Regions from separate parts of the Homo sapiens genome. Here region 1 is linked to region 2. The links are chromatin contacts, found by Hi-C or POLR2A ChIA-PET in ENCODE. All regions are on one chromosome and are shown on one strand. The core of a region is the stretch at or near the end of the contact, and the rest is flanking DNA. Distances in the headings are between cores, read along the strand shown.

Region 1 (5,126 bases), core at 1,116-3,615, 170 kb after region 2:
AGCATTAGTTCATTCTTTTGTTTATTATTGAATAGTATTCCATTGAATGGATATCCCTTAGTTTGTTTATCAATTCCCTTGTTGATAGAAATTTGTTTAATTTATAGCTTGGGGCTATTACACATAAAGCTTCTGTGAAAATTCATTTTTAAGTCTTTACATGAACATATGCTTTCACTTTTCCTAGGTAAATATCTAGGAGTGCAATAGCCGAATCCTGTGGCAGTAATGTTTAACTATTTAACAAACTGCCAAACTATTTTCCAAAGTGGTTGTAGCATTTTTCACACCAGTACTGTATAAGCATTCCATTTGCCCTACATTCTTGTTAACTCTTGGTACAGTCAATCTTTTTAGTTTTAGCCATTGTAATTGGTGTATGATGGTGTATTATGGTCTTAATTTGCATTTCCTTAATGACTAATGATGTTAAGTGTCTTTTCATGTGTCTATTTGTTATCCATATATCTTTTTTGGTGAAGTGTTTGAAAGTATTTCAAAAGGAAAATAAGGGCCGGGCACAGTGGCTCATGCCTGTAATCCCAGCACTTTGGGAGGCCGAGGTGGGCAGATCACGAGGTCAGGAGTTCAAGACCAGCCTGACCAACACGGTGAAACCCTGTCTCCACTAAAAATACAAAAATTAGCCAGGCATGGTGGCACGCACCTGTAATCCCAGATACTCAGGAGGCTGAGGCAGGAGAATCGTTTGAACCTGGGAGGTGGAGTTTGCAGTGAGCCAAGATGGTGCCACTGCACTCCAGCCTGGGTGATGGAGTGAGACTCAGTCTCCCAAAAAAAAAAAAAAAAAAAAAAAAAAGGAAAATAAATTGCAAAAGCTAAATCTGTTATATAAATTTTTAAAACATACAAAAATCTATTTTATCTTTGAATGAGAGGTGTTTTTTTTTTTTTTTCAAATTGCCTGTGTTTTCTCCCAAATAATTGTTGGAATAATAACTACAAATAAAGTCTCTGGGAGAATCTTTTGCAAGCACAAGGAAAGCATAGCTTTCTTCAACATTATCTACATCCAGAAAATACATTATATGAATCCAACCTAAATATTCTGCCTTATTACTCATGGTTCCTTTATAGTCTCTAAATCGGTGAGTTCTAAAACATGCTATGCGTTCTAATGTTAGGAGGTGAGATGGTTGTAGGGGTATACAGAGTTATTATATAAGGATAAATCTCACTGTAAGAATGGTATTCTATTTTGACTTCTCTTTAGATTCACTTAGGTCAAGAAAAAAGTCTCATCTTGGAAATTATATTTGTGTAACATCTCTGTAGTAATAGCTGATCACTTTTCTCAACAGAGAGCAGTCCTTAGTCTCAGGCTTTCAGCAGATGAGAGTACCAAGCTAGAATTTTTTCATTGTACTTACTTTTTCAGTAAGTGACATAGATTTTCAATCAGTCATCCAGTGACAGCAATATAAAATGTCATTACACCATGTATTTTAGTTAAAGGAAGTGAGTTTATTGATAGAAAACACATTACATAAGTAATATTCAATTGATATTCAGATTCATCAAAAGTTATTACCATAATACACAAATGACTCAATTTGGGGAAAAATTATTTAATATTTAGCTCAATTACTTTCAAACGACGATACTCACTCCATGGAAAACTAGGGTTTACAAGGAGGTGCCTCCACTATTGGGTTGAGGAGATGGCAATGAGCAGGCAAGGAGAGAGTGAGCAAAGAAGTTTAAGGAAACCAGCCCTGGAATCAACTAGAGCAACTCATATTACTTATTTATAGAAAACAGGAAACTTCAAAAAAATACAAAGAGGGCAATAATCATGCATATTCACATCTGTGATTATTTCCTTTTACTGTATAGTCTTTCAATCTTTTTCTAAGCTCATACACATTTTTTAAATTACATTGTCATAATGTTACATACTTAAACTAGTACTATAAAATGCTAATTTTCTGTCATTAAATGCTCTTTAAAAATTAATTTGTGGACTGTAGAATATTTATTTAAACTGTAAACCTTAGCTTCATTTCTATATAAAATGAAAATTGGACTAGACGACATCTAGAATTGTCTTCCTGGTCTAATAGCCCTTCGCTCTGCTAAGTGAATAGTGAAACACTCCTGAATTACTTAAATAATTAAATCCCTGTCCTATTCACCCTGAAAGGCAGTTCATGGAACTGCCTATGTGAGAAGTAGCTCCACTGCACAGCAACTACAACAATTTGGAACATCAGTGTATATATCTACAACTTGAGTCCATATTTGAAAGCACTGTCTTTTATGACCACAGTGTCATATTATGTATGAAATGCTTCTAATTAGTCACCACCCTCTCACTTTACCTCAGCTCAGCCTGCTCTGGAGGGTGACTGACTGCCTGTCTATTTAAGGCACCTCCCAGGGCTCCACATGAGCATAAGTCATCTCACTCATGTTTTAAGTTAGGCAATCCAAAACTTAACCTTTGTGCTTGCTAAGAATTTATCATGCAACTTTTTTTGTTGTTATGTACTAGCAGATAAAGAGACAAAATTTCACCTTATTTATATAGATTTCAAGAAAAGTTAAAGATAACTATAAGCTGCTCTTTGTTGAAGGCTGAATGTGACTATATCCTGTTCCACTTTTCTGTAGCTCGTGCTGGGGGAGGTGTCTCCATTTGTCTTTATATCTGTAGTCTTTAGGACTTCAGGGAAGGGTAATTTATTCATTTTATTTCATAAATATTTTCTAAGTACACACATATGCTAGCCATTCTGGTAGGTCCTTAAGACATAGAGATAAATAGAATATTCCCTTTTCTTAAGTCTTAGTCTAGTAAGGGAGAGAGGAAGAGAGAGAAACAGTAGCTACAGCTATATGTGCCTTGATGAAAGAATGTCCAAAGTGGTTAGTTAAAAGAAACACACACTCACACACACACTTCAGAAATGAGACTGTCTTTGAGGAAAGTGCCAAAGGATACTTTACTGGGTTGAATAGAGTCCTTGCAAAATTCATGTCCTTCCTGCAACCACAGAATGTACTCTAATTTGGAAACAGGATTGTCACAGATGGAATTAGCTAAGAAAAGGTCATACTGGAGTAGGATGACCCTTATGCAGTATGACTGGTGTCCTTCTAAGATGAAGAGAAGACACACAGAAACAGAGACACTAATTTAGTCGGGGATAATATGGCCATGTGATAACAGAAGCAAAGATTGAGTGATGCACCTACAAGCCAAAGGACACCAAAGGTTGTTGACAAACACCAGAAGCTAGAAGAGTCAAGGAAGGATTCTCCCCTAGAAAATCTTAGAGCACAGCTCTGCCAGCACATTGATTTCAGACTTCTAATCTCCGGACTGGTGAGGCAATATATTTTTCTTGTTCTAAGCACCAGTTGCACTTTGTTGCAGTATCCCTGGAAAATTAAGAACATATCTAGGAGCTCATTAAGTAGATTGAGGGGAAAGATTTTCCAAGTGAAGGTAACAGTATGTTCAAAGGCATGCAGGAGTGAAAGAGTATTCAGAAGAGTCTCATCAACATAATTGAGTTACCTAAATACAATGTGATATGTGCAGTTTAATAAATAACATACACACAAACAGTGTGTGATAGTCCTCATTATTTCACACATTTCGTATATGCCTCAGAATCAACAAGAGAAATGAAACAAACCTTTTTTCCTTAGCCTCACTTAATGAATCTCCCAATCTCTGACTTTGCGGCTGCATGGCCGTCTTCTCTTGTGCCTTCATTATTGAATATTTTGCAAATCAGAGGGTTAGAACAGTGCTTACATATATACATATATTTGTTATATTATATATGTATAATTTTTTTTTGAGACAGAGTCTCACTCTGTTGCCCAGGCTGAAGTACAGTGGCAGGATCTCGGCTCACTGCAACCTCCACCTCCCAGGTTCAAGCGATTCTCCTGTCTCAGCCTCCCGACTACCTGGGATTACAGGTGCCTGCCCCATGCCCGGCTAATTTTTGCATTTTTAGTAGAGACAGAGTTTGCCATGTTGGCCAGGCTGGTCTCTAACTCCTGACCTCAGGTGATCCACTCACCTCGGCCTCCCAAAGTGCTGAGATTACAGGCATGAGCCACCATGCTGGGCCTTCTCTTTCACTTCTTATGAGGATTAGTCCTATCAGATTAAACTACCACCCATACCACCACATTTAACCTTGATTACCTCTGTAAAGCCCCCATCTCCCAAATACAGTCACATTGAGAGTTAGGGCTTCAACATATGAATTTGAGGGCAAAACAGTTCAGTTCATAACAGCTTGCTTTTTCCCATTACCAAGAGACCATATAAACCCTTTCTTCCCCTATATGCAGGCATCTTTTTGGGAAAAGGTGCAGAGGAGGAAAAGGCTCATTTGGGGGAAGAAAGCAATGGTATATATAATATAATATAATATAATATAATATAATATAATATAATATAATATATAATATGTTATATAATCAAATATAATATATAATCAAATATAATATATTATATATTATATAATCAAATATAATATATTTATTATATATATTAATAAAATATATTATATTTATTAAATAAATATATTATTTAAATATATATTTTTAATATATATATTTAAATATATATATTTAAATATATATATATAAAATAATAAAAATATATTTATTAAATAAATATATTAAATAAAAATATATAATATTTTTATTATGAATAAAATATAAAATATAAAATATATATGAAATATATATTTATATATAAATATATATAAATATAATATACATTATATAATTATATATTTATATATATTATAAATGATATATTATATCTTTATATAATATGTATATATTATAATATATAAATAATATACATTATATGTATATTATTATATAATATATAATAATATACATATGTATATTATTATATAATATATAAATAATATATATTACAAAGTATATAATATATATAATTATACAACATAAATATATAACATAATTATATAACATAAATATATAACATATATTTATATAATTAATAAGGTCATTAATTACATATTTAGTTTTGACGTAGTTCTTTCCTTTCTTTTTTTTTTTTTTTTTGAGATGGAGTCTCAGTCTGTCCCAAGCTGGAGTGCAGT
Region 2 (5,925 bases), core at 1,946-4,445:
AACTCATTCTATGAGGCCAGCATCATCCTGATACCTAAACCTGACAGAGACACAACAATAACAACAAAAATTTCAGGCCAATATCCCTGATGAACATAGATGCAAAAATACTCAACAAAATAATAGTAAACAGAATTCAGCAGAATATCAAAAAGCTATCCCACCACAGTCATGTAGGCTTTATCCCTGGGATGCAAGGTTGGTTCAACATATGCGAATGAATAAATGTGATTCATTACATAAACAGAACTAAAAACAAAATCACATGACCATCTCAATAGATGCAAAAAAGGCTTTTGATAAAATTCAGCATCCCTTCATGTTAAAAACCCTGAACAAACTAGACATTGATGGAACATGCTTGAAAATAATAGGAGCCATCTATGGCAAACCTACAGCCAACATTATACTGAATGGGCAAAAGGTGGGAGCATTCTCCTTGAAAACTGGAATAAGATAAGGATGCCTTCTCTCACTACTACTATTCAACATAGTACTGGAAGTCTTAGCCAGAGCAATCAGGCAAGAGAAAGAAATAAAAGACATCCAAATAGAAGGAGAGGAAGACAAACAATTTCTGTTTGCAAATAATGTGATTCCATACTTGGAAAACCCCAGTCTTTTCCCAAAAGATCTTTCATCTGATAAACAACTTCAGCAAAGTTTCAGTATACAAAATCAATGTACAAAAGTCAGTAGCATTCCTACACCAACAACATCCAAGCTGAGAGCCAAATCAAAAATGCGATCCTATTCACAATAGCCACAAAAAGAATAAAATACATAGGAATACAGCTAAGCAGGGAGGAGAAAGATCTCTACAATGAGAATTATAAAACACAGGTCAAAGAAATCAGAGATGGCACAAACAAACGGAAAAATATTCCATGGATAGGAAGAATCAATATCATCAAAATGGCCATACTGCGCAAGCAATTTACAGATTCAATGCTATTCCTATCAAACTACCAGTGACATTCTTCACAGAATTAGAAAAAAATTAAAAATTCATATTGAACCCAAAAAGAGCCTGAATAGCCAGGGTAATCCTAAGCAAAAAGAAGAAAGCGGGAGGTATCACGTTACCCGACTTCATACTATATTACAAGTCTATAGTAATCAAAACAGCATTGTACTGGTACAAAAACAGACACATAGACCAGTGGAACAGAATAGAGAGCCCAGGAATAATGTCAGACCTACAACCATCTGATCTTCAACAAAATTGAAAACAAAAGCAATGGGGACTCCCGAGTCAATAAATGGTGCTGGGATAACTAGCTAGCCATATGCAGAAGTTTGAAACTGGACCCTTTCTGAAACCTCACCCCGCCACCATATACAAAAAGTAATTCAAATGGATTGAAGACTTAAATGTAAAATGTAAAACTATAAAAATCCTGGAGGGTAACCTAGGAAATACCATTTTGGACACAGGACCTGGCAAAGATTGCATGATGAGGATGCCAAGAGCAATTGCAATAAAAACAAAAATTGACAAAGAGCTTCTGCACAGTGAAAGAAAGCATCAACAGAATATTTCCGTATCAACAGAAACAGAAAACAAGCTATAGAATGGGTGAAAATATTTGCAAACTATGCATCCAACAAAGGTTTAATATCCAGAATCTATAAAGAACTTAAACAAATTTACAAGCAGAAAACAAACAACTCCATTAAAAGTGGGCAAAGGGCATGAACACTTTTCAGAAGAAGACTTATATGTGGCCAACAGCATATGAATAAATGCTCAGCATCACTAATCATTAGAGAAATGCACATCAAAACCACCATAGCATACCATCTCATGCCAGTCAGAATGACTACTATAAAAAGTCAAAAAAGAACATATATTGATGAGGTTGTGGAGAAAAGGGAGTGCATATGCACTGCTGGTGGGAACGTAAATTAGTACAGCTATTGTGGAAAGCACTCAGGTGATTTCTCAAAGCACTAAAAACAGAACTATCATTTGACTCATCAATCCCATTATTGGGTTTATATCCAAAGGAATATAAATTTTCCTGCCATAAAGACATATGCATGTGTATGTTCATTGCAGCACTATTTACAATAGCAAAGACATGGAATCAACTCAAATGCCCATCAGTGGTAAACTGGATAAAGAAAATGTGGTACTTACATGCCATGGAATACTATGCAACTGTGAAAAGAATGAGAGCATGTCTTACACAGCAACATGGATGGAGCTAGAGGCCATCATGCTAAGTAAACTAACATGGGAACAGAAAACCAAATATTGCATGTTCTTTTTTATAAGTGGGAGCTAAACACTGAGTACATATGGACACAAAAAAGGGAACATCAGACATCTGGGCCTACTTGATGGTGGAAGGTGGGAGGAGGGCGAGGATTGGAAAACCCCTCGGGTACTATGCTGAATACATGGGTGATGAAATAGTCTGTACACCAAATCCCTGCAACACACAATTTACCTATACAACAAACCTGCACATGTGCCCCTGCACCTAAAATAAAAGTAAAAAAAAAAAATAGTGACAGTAATTAGAAAAAGAAAAAGAATTATTAGTGTTGGAGTCAGTACTTTGCAATAACAGGCCCAGAGTGGATGAGACCAAGAAGCAGTATTAAAAGTAGATGATTGCATATCAAAAAATGACAACCACACACATGGACTGCAATATATTGTATCTATAATTTTCTGTTGACACTATCTTTGAATCTGGAAACAGCAGACAGATAATCTTATTAGATAATGACCTAAATAAAATATTTCACTCCACTCTCCTCTCATATTCCACACATGTAAATACTTTTTGCCTTGAAACCTCCCTGTCACCATCAGACTGCTTTCAAAATAATAATGTTATTTTGAGGGCATTTAGATTAGAAAATCTTGATGAGTTTCCAATTAGTGTTACTGACAGATTTGTTAGATTTTCACTTAATCATTTTTCAGAACTTGACTATGGCTCAGATCTTTGACCTGCTAGTTAAGTATGTTGGTCAGTTTTTATGTGACATCTGCTGATAAAAGTAGCTGGTTTTATTATCCCACACACGTTAATAGAGGTTCCCACAGCAGGAAGGGAATGAGCAGTCCCCCTGGCATCCTTCTGTCACTGCTATGTGCTGTTTTCAGGGAACAGTCAGTGCCTATGGTCATCATGGAGTCAGTGTTTCTCCCTTGGCTGCAGTCCAAAGGACATTGTGCCTCTCTCCATAGAGAAGCTGGAAGGGGCCCAGAGAAAGGCAAATGCAAGATCATGGGCTAGGGAGACTTGCCCAGAAGATGGGCCAAAAATGAGATCTGGAAAGACCAGAGCTAAAAGGTGACATGAACGAGCTTGGAACAGTTGCTTGAGAGAAGTTTATGTATTAAAGTCCTAAATAGAGAACAGGACGGCTGCTCCCTGATGCCATCAGAAAGTCATTTTAAGAAAGTAATTTTAAGTTAAAGAGATAGAATGAGCCTTCATCTCCACCCTATTTGCTGAAGATTCTCTCCAAGTTATGGTAACATCTGAAAATATGTTATAGCCATGACCTTTAGGAGTTAGTATGCCTTAAATTTGAATTCGAGACTATGAGAATAATTTAGGACTATGTAGCATAAAGTAAGAATTTAGATCCTGGCATTTAAGGCATTTAAGACTCTATACTGGTTCCAGATATGAATATAATTTTCTAGCTGAGAAACATGGCCTTTTGGCAGGCAAAGCCAGTGCTCATGAGCTGATAAAAATTATCCCATTGCTTGCTCAGTTGCCTTTCCAGGTGACACGAACAGCTGTTGCAAAATCACAGACCTCGATTCCTGCCAGACCACAGGCTACTGAGCCCAGAAAACAAAACCATGACTCATGGTGAATGTTCACTGTCCCTGAGGTGGATACAGTGACAACCACACACACAGAGTGCTATGGAAATTTGGGATCCATTTTCCTGCTTGTCTTAGTGAAGAGGCTACGCCCACTTATTCTTGCCAGAATCTAAAGACATTTGGGATCCTCTTTTCCCCTTTCCCAACTGTGGGATGGAGTCTGTGCCCTGTGATAAGAGTGAATGCTCTAAAATAACCTGGTCTAACCTTCTTTTAATCTCTCTTTGCCTGATTTTCCTGGGACTCTGTATTTGGGGAAGATGTATATTTTAATCCTGACTCTTTCCTCAAGTGTCACTCAGGTGAACTTGGGGCTCTTTCTGATCCCTGTGATTATGTGGCAGCCTTCAGAATCCTACACCATGATCAGAAAGGCGGGTCCATTCCAGCTCTGTGGTTCTCTGATTTGTGACTTGGGCAGATAAGGCTCAATTTCTGGATTTGACTGTGAAGACTAGTGTCTTGAAAATTTGAAACATTGAAGTTAGAGAAGACAGTGTTAAGTACTAGAAAAGGACCCAAGTGGTTCAGTGTCAGTCTGGAACAGGGGCACACATTCCAATATTTCCTAGGGCCAGGCAGGTAGCATGGACAAGAGAAGTAGGCCACAGGTCTGGTTGGTGGTGTAGACAGGGCTACTGGGACCAGGTCTTTAATCCGAATGGGGACGCAGAAGCCCAGCACCAGCTGTTGTGGTCACATGAGGATGTGGTCTCAAGGATGATAGCTCTTTCAGTTTTTTTTTGTTTGTTTGTTTCCACAAGAAGCCAGAAAGTCAACATAGCAAATGAAACCCCTGAGTCTTAAATATTGGCCACCAATTCAAGTTGTAATGAAACAAATTACTCTGTGGTTCATATAAGACACATCTGCAGATTAGGCCTTAGGCTACCAATTTTTGACCTATGGTACAGGAAGACATTATAACAAAAGCATTTTTGTTAATATTTTAAATGAAAATTTCTTTTTCTTTATTATACTTTAAGTTCTGGGGCACGTGTGCACAATGTGCAGGTTCGTTACATAGGTATACATGTGCCATGTTGGTTTGCTGCACCCATCAACTCGTCGTTTACATTAGGTATTTCTCCTAATGCTATGCCTCCCAAATGAAGATTTCTTATACTCTGCACCCTTAACCACTGAGGAGAGTGCACGCCTACCTCTGATGTGCCAGGAAATTAGTATGATACCACTGCGAGGATGAATACTTTTTGTCTGTTTCTAAAAAATTCACGGTAATTTTGTCTTCTCCATGATACATTTGTGTTTAATATAAAATTTTATGTTAGATTGCATACCCTTGTGTCTAGAATATGATAGATCTTCAATAAAAATGTGTAAAGTGAACAATTAAAGTGCAATTGATACTCCTAGAAGATATATATATATATGTATGTATGTGTGTGTGTATATATATGTGTGTGTATATATATGTATATATACACACACATATATACATACATATATATATATACGTATACATATATATATAATCCCATAGATTGTTTCCTATATCCCAATGTGAGAAATGTCCCTTGGGATATGAAGTAACATGGCCATTCTATTGGTAAGTGATGGTGTTGGTGGCATTACCACCAGCACCTCCAGGCCACATTGCGCTACTTGGAGCTGTTCATCAAATTCAACTATAAAAGATTTTAGCAGATTACTGGGATTGTTGTTCTCATGATTTGGGGTCAGATCCCAGCCTCTTCCATCTTCCCACTCCCTTTCCCCTGTACATTTATAACATATCTACCATCTTCCAGACAGGGGTTGGAGAAGTAAACAGACACATTGCAATCCAACATGGAACGTGGCATCAGAGGTACTGTGGTAAAATCTGGGCCCCAGACATGTGAAGATTATGTTACCTGAGCTGCATATTGCATCCTTTTCCCTATCCAGGGATTCAGTCCTACAGATATTACCCTTGTTTTGGACATCTATTGCTGCATAAACTTAGTGGTGTAAAACAACAACAATTTATTATTACCTCTCTTGGTTCTGTAAGCTGACTGGACTAAGTTAGGCTGTTCTTGCTCAAGGTCTCTCTG

Evidence for each region. Hi-C counts contacts between places; a loop is a spot of excess contacts on that map. ChIA-PET counts read pairs that join two places held with the same protein, here RNA polymerase II (POLR2A). Pooled maps may share reads with other maps.
Region 1: a map of gastrocnemius medialis shows a loop between it and region 2 (11-fold over the local background). The contact joins two enhancer-like sites. A Hi-C loop is called at or near these places in 2 of 168 maps with a recorded cell type or tissue (gastrocnemius medialis and psoas muscle) and 2 of 50 pooled maps. POLR2A ChIA-PET finds 5 or more read pairs at or near these places in 1 of 52 experiments (OCI-LY7).

Annotation. Positions count from the first base shown.
Region 1 is chr3:155,062,995-155,068,120 of GRCh38, reverse strand. It overlaps a transcript of MME not described here. Among named protein-coding and RNA genes, the nearest start is that of MME, 15 kb to the left of the region's middle. Within about 2 kb of position 2,365, at least 2 of the 41 ENCODE cell types and tissues checked have a DNase peak (open chromatin) inside an H3K27ac peak, as active enhancers do; they include gastrocnemius medialis and psoas muscle, where a contact is called at or near this core.
Region 2 is chr3:155,230,646-155,236,570 of GRCh38, reverse strand. No RefSeq gene overlaps it. Among named protein-coding and RNA genes, the nearest start is that of LINC01487, 7.3 kb to the left of the region's middle. Within about 2 kb of position 3,195, at least 16 of the 41 ENCODE cell types and tissues checked have a DNase peak (open chromatin) inside an H3K27ac peak, as active enhancers do; they include gastrocnemius medialis and psoas muscle, where a contact is called at or near this core.